2 separate regions of the Homo sapiens genome follow, and region 1 is linked to region 2. A link is an interaction called in ENCODE POLR2A ChIA-PET data of the cell type or tissue named here. Cell type or tissue: Caco-2. All regions are shown on one strand. Region 1 overlaps PCBP2 (poly(rC) binding protein 2). Region 2 holds the start of AMHR2 (anti-Mullerian hormone receptor type 2).

Region 1 (2,500 bases), 52 kb after region 2:
TTTTTTTTTTTTTTTTAAGAATTATTTAATGGTTAAGCTATCAGCAGGCCTTCTTGGCCATATTTGTGTTTCTAGCTGTAATAAAGTTGGCGCAGTAAGAACCTTAGTACACTGTGTGCTGTGAAGGGTAAAGGGTTGGGGGCTTGTGACTTGTGGCTATTCAGCTAGGAAGCCTGTATAACTGACATGGGCTTTTTGAATCCCAAGTGAATTTTATAGTCGTTTGTCAATATTTCCACAAAGAGATAACGAGTCTGTGGCAGTTTAGATCCTGAAGGTCCTCTGTAATTGGCAACAAGCTTCACTAGTGAGGAAGTTTATCTGACTTCTCAGATGGCCTTACCTTGCCAGCAGCAGCTAACAAGGTGTTCATCCCAGGATTCCTCTGGTGAATGGTTACCATGAGGATCTCTTCCAAGTCATACATTCAAAGAACATACTTCTTTACCCAGAATGAAGGGGAGGGGCAAAGTGGGATAAGTCTAATAAAATTAGGCAGCTTCTGTCTGCATTCCTCTGAATTAGCATTATGCCTCTTTCTGTGACATTAGGTATATCTCAGCCAACCCGTGACATTATCCACAACTTGACATGATGCCATCCACTAGTCCTAAACCAACTCTGTCAACCAAGTTTCTTTACCCTTTTTTCTATTCCTGGCCGTATCCTTTCTGCTCCCCACCAGCACTATCAGGAGTAGGAAGTGACATGCTTAGATTTGGAAGGAACCTTAAGGATCAACTAATCTGTAACACATTGATCCCCTCATTTTACAGATTAAAAAATAGAGGCCCTAAGATAATTTAAATTCATAGGTTATGAGTGACTAGCCAGGACTAACAACTTAAGCTTTACTTTTACTCAATCGTACTAACCTCCCTGAAATCTTGTTCATTTTCTTATACTAAGATGGGCACAGGCCTCTCATAAAACAGTAGAAATGTTCTTAGTATGGTGGTATAAGGCCTCTGATAGCCTTCCATTCAACGAGAGTACACGTTGCCACAGTGCTGAAAGTGTAATGCTCTTCCCAGGGCATTAGAGAACTCAGTGTAGAGATAGTTTCCCTGATGACCTTTTCCCAGCATCACCATTGGCTGACAAAAAAAAAAAAGCTGTTAGTATTCCAATATATTATCTCATTCTTTGATGTTATTTTGGCCCCTCCATCCCAGATTGGGCCTGTGAAGAAGTGTTACACGTCTCAAGTATGCATAAAGGATTAGATGGCCAAACCTGTCCAGTAAGGAGTTTTATTTAGTTGCTCCTTTATCATGTGGTCCAGCTCTCTCCCTTGGTAAGCTTGCTCCTCCTGTAGTTAGGACTTAATCATGCTGATACCATCTCCCCCCAGGGATGTGGTTTTATCTAGTTCTTGATTGGAAGGCCTCTTAACCTAATGGCTATTCCCCAAGGAAGGATTCCACATGTTTAAGGGTCTAGCTACCATCACTACCTCCAAAGGGCCTCAGTTTTAAATTTTTTTAAACCCTAGAGCTCCCCCATGTGGTCTTTTATCCTAGAGTACCTGACTCAGTATTTCATAGCATCCCCTTCTCCCTGCGTCACCTCCCCCACCCCAGCAAATCCCCATTCGGGCTTGATACACATTCAGAACATTTCTTTCAGAGCTCTGGTGGGGCCAGAGTGCTACCACCAATTTTTATGAACTTAAATTTTCAGGTCCTAGATCTAATGGTATCTAGCAGTTCCTTTCTTAGACCTTCAGTTCTTACTGAACCCTTTAATCCAGGGCTATTGTTTACCTTTCCTTAGATCATTGTGTTTTGAAATTGGCACGAATCTACCCCCCTTTTAAGAACTAAATATCCCCTGCCGGGCACGGTGGCTCACGCCTGTAATCCCAGCACTTTGGGAGGCCGAGGCGGGTGGATCACGAGGTCAGGAGATCAAGACCATCCTGGCTAACACAGTGAAACCCCGACTCTACTAAAAACATAAAAAAATTAGCTGGGCATGGTGGTGGGCGCCTGTAGTCCCAGCAACTCGGGAGGCTGAGGCAGGAGAATGGCGTGAACCTGGGAGGCGGAGCTTGCAGTGAGCCGAGACCGCGCCACTGTACTCCAGCCTGGGTGACAAAGCAAGACTCTGTCTCAAAAAAAAAAAAAAAAAAAAAAAAAAAAACCCTAAATATTCCCTTAATACTGAGGTGGAGAAACCATTTCTGACTAAAAGTAAATAGTTTGTAGTCGAAGGACTTTGCAGTTTTTTGGCCCTTGCTTTTCTACCCAGCTTTTGGCTTTGCATTGTTGTGGAAGGGATACAGATGGTGAATTACCAATCATGTTTTCATGACCACATATCACAAATATTTTATGCTAATCAGTTTAAAATCTTATGAAATAACTTATCTTATGAACTGAAATGAAGTCTTATACATTTGGTTCTATTCAAAATGAGGGCAAAGTCTTGCTGCCTACCTACCTACCAGTGAAGCATACTGAGTACTTAAATACTTTTCCCTGAAAGCCCTAAATTG
Region 2 (2,500 bases):
TCAGAAGCCCCAGGATGCCCTGTATCTGAAGAAAGATTTGGCCAGGGGCAGCTGTGCTGGCTTATGCTCTTCTCCTTCTGCTGCTGCCATCCTCCAGCAAGATGCTAGGGTCTTTGGGGCTTTGGGCATTACTTCCCACAGCTGTGGAAGGTAAGTGTCTACAGGGAGGGGAAGGGTCTCTCCATCCATCCAGCAAGGGAAAGGGGCGCTTGAAGCAAGAGCCACCCCTTTGGAAGAGTGGTGAGTGGGCTGGGTGAGTAAGGGTGAAGGATAGAGCCATGTGTCCCCATGGCAGGGCTCAGGTTCCAGGCCTCTGCTGACCCTGCTTCCTCCTGTGGCTTTACCATACTGACGCTGGGATGTGGAACATGTTTTGTCTATTCTTTTGGCCAGTTTTTTGCCTCTGCATTCACTCCCACCTTGAATCTTTTCCTTTCCCCACCCTGGGCCTCAGCACCCCCAAACAGGCGAACCTGTGTGTTCTTTGAGGCCCCTGGAGTGCGGGGAAGCACAAAGACACTGGGAGAGCTGCTAGATACAGGCACAGAGCTCCCCAGAGCTATCCGCTGCCTCTACAGCCGCTGCTGCTTTGGGATCTGGAACCTGACCCAAGACCGGGCACAGGTGGAAATGCAAGGTGAATGGCAAAGTATATGGCAGGTGATGGCTAGGGTGGGAGACAGACACATCCTGGGGTGTGGGTGGCAACCAAGGGGGAAGGGGAGAAATAGAACATCTGGTGGGAAAGAAAAGCCCATGAGAGCTGGAAGGGACGCCTCTGATAGAGAAGGGATTTACCCTCTGTTTCCACACCCCATTGTGCTTTCTTCCTTGCCCCCCCTTTCTCTCCTCTTCCCCTAATCCCATCCCATCAGGATGCCGAGACAGTGATGAGCCAGGCTGTGAGTCCCTCCACTGTGACCCAAGTCCCCGAGCCCACCCCAGCCCTGGCTCCACTCTCTTCACCTGCTCCTGTGGCACTGACTTCTGCAATGCCAATTACAGCCATCTGCCTCCTCCAGGGAGCCCTGGGACTCCTGGCTCCCAGGGTCCCCAGGCTGCCCCAGGTAGCCACCCAAGGGTACTGAAGCCTGATGGGGGCTGGGGCCCAGGTTAGGATGAGAGGTGGAACCAGGGCCAGTTCTCACCCTACTCCCGCCCCACGCTTTCCTCCTCCTGGCCTTGGGAAGTTGGTTGCCCTGGTGACTGGGAGATAAGGGGTCTTGTGACCAGGGTGGGGGTGGGTTGAGACGCAAGCTCTCAGGAGGGGAAGAGCAGAGAGCAGGTTTGGGTCAGTGCTCTCCAGCCTGCATTCTTGCCTTGATGTCCAGGTGAGTCCATCTGGATGGCACTGGTGCTGCTGGGGCTGTTCCTCCTCCTCCTGCTGCTGCTGGGCAGCATCATCTTGGGTACTAATCCACCCCATCCCTCCCTTGTGACCCCAAGACATTGCCCCAAAAGCTCTGACCCCTCTCCAGGCACCCCTGACCCCATGGTCTTGGGATCTCTATAGCCTGATTCCCGGACTCCCATGACCTCTCACAAAGCTCCCTTTCCACGAAGTCCCTTTTCCTGTCCCTATGCATTTGCACCCTGACCCTAAGGCTCTTGTCTGTTCCAGCCCTGCTACAGCGAAAGAACTACAGAGTGCGAGGTGAGCCAGTGCCAGAGCCAAGGCCAGACTCAGGCAGGGACTGGAGTGTGGAGCTGCAGGAGCTGCCTGAGCTGTGTTTCTCCCAGGTGCCCCAGGGAGGGAGAGAAGGGCTCCTCTGGGCACTCCTGGAGGTTGTGCTGGGGAGGAATCCTGGCCCTGTTATAGCTCAGAGGCCCACACTCAGCACAGTGTCCCCAGCAGGTAATCCGGGAAGGAGGTCATGCAGTGGTTTGGGCCGGGCAGCTGCAAGGAAAACTGGTTGCCATCAAGGCCTTCCCACCGAGGTCTGTGGCTCAGTTCCAAGCTGAGAGAGCATTGTACGAACTTCCAGGCCTACAGCACGACCACATTGTCCGATTTATCACTGCCAGCCGGGGGGGTCCTGGCCGCCTGCTCTCTGGGCCCCTGCTGGTACTGGAACTGCATCCCAAGGTGAGCACCAAGGAGTGTATATGTGTGTGTGTGTGCCTGTGTGTATGTATAGAGGTGGGGGCTACATGGCAGCTGGGCCCTGTTGATTGCTTCTGCTTTCGATTTTCTCTTTTCTAAAACATTAAAAATGGCCAGGCGAGGTGGCCCACACCTGTAATCCCAGGACTTTGGGAGGCCAAGGTGGGTGGATCGCTTAAGCCCAGGAGCTCAAGACCAGCCTAGGCAATATGAGGAAACCCCATCACTGCAAAATTACAAAAATTAGCTCAGCATGGCAGTGCACACCTGTAGTCCCAGCTACTCAGGAGGCTGAGGTGGAAAGATCGCTTGAGCTTAGGAGGTTGAGGCTGCAGTGAGCCGTGAGCATCCCACTGCACTCCAGCCTGGGAGACAGAGCGAGACCATGTGAAAAAA

Evidence for each region. Peaks named below come from ENCODE experiments on the same cell type or tissue, not always from the same donor. Only the 100,000 strongest peaks of a DNase experiment are listed, where the experiment ranks them.
Region 1: POLR2A ChIA-PET joins it to region 2 with 11 read pairs; 10 of 35 experiments call an interaction of 5 or more read pairs at or near these places.

The regions. Positions count from the first base shown.
Region 1 is chr12:53,475,550-53,478,049 of GRCh38, forward strand. The region is part of intron 14 of PCBP2 (poly(rC) binding protein 2); the gene reads left to right. Among named protein-coding and RNA genes, the nearest start is that of PCBP2-OT1, 12 kb to the left of the region's middle. In Caco-2, CTCF peaks have their summits at 1,555 (motif pointing left) and 1,757; no DNase peak of the experiment used is centred here.
Region 2 is chr12:53,423,834-53,426,333 of GRCh38, forward strand. AMHR2 (anti-Mullerian hormone receptor type 2) reads left to right here and starts at 22. Exons shown (of 11, transcript NM_020547.3): 1 at 22-150; 2 at 455-637; 3 at 876-1,067; 4 at 1,332-1,409; 5 at 1,622-1,740; 6 at 1,856-2,086. The coding sequence starts at 102. In Caco-2, no CTCF peak of the experiment used is centred here; no DNase peak of the experiment used is centred here.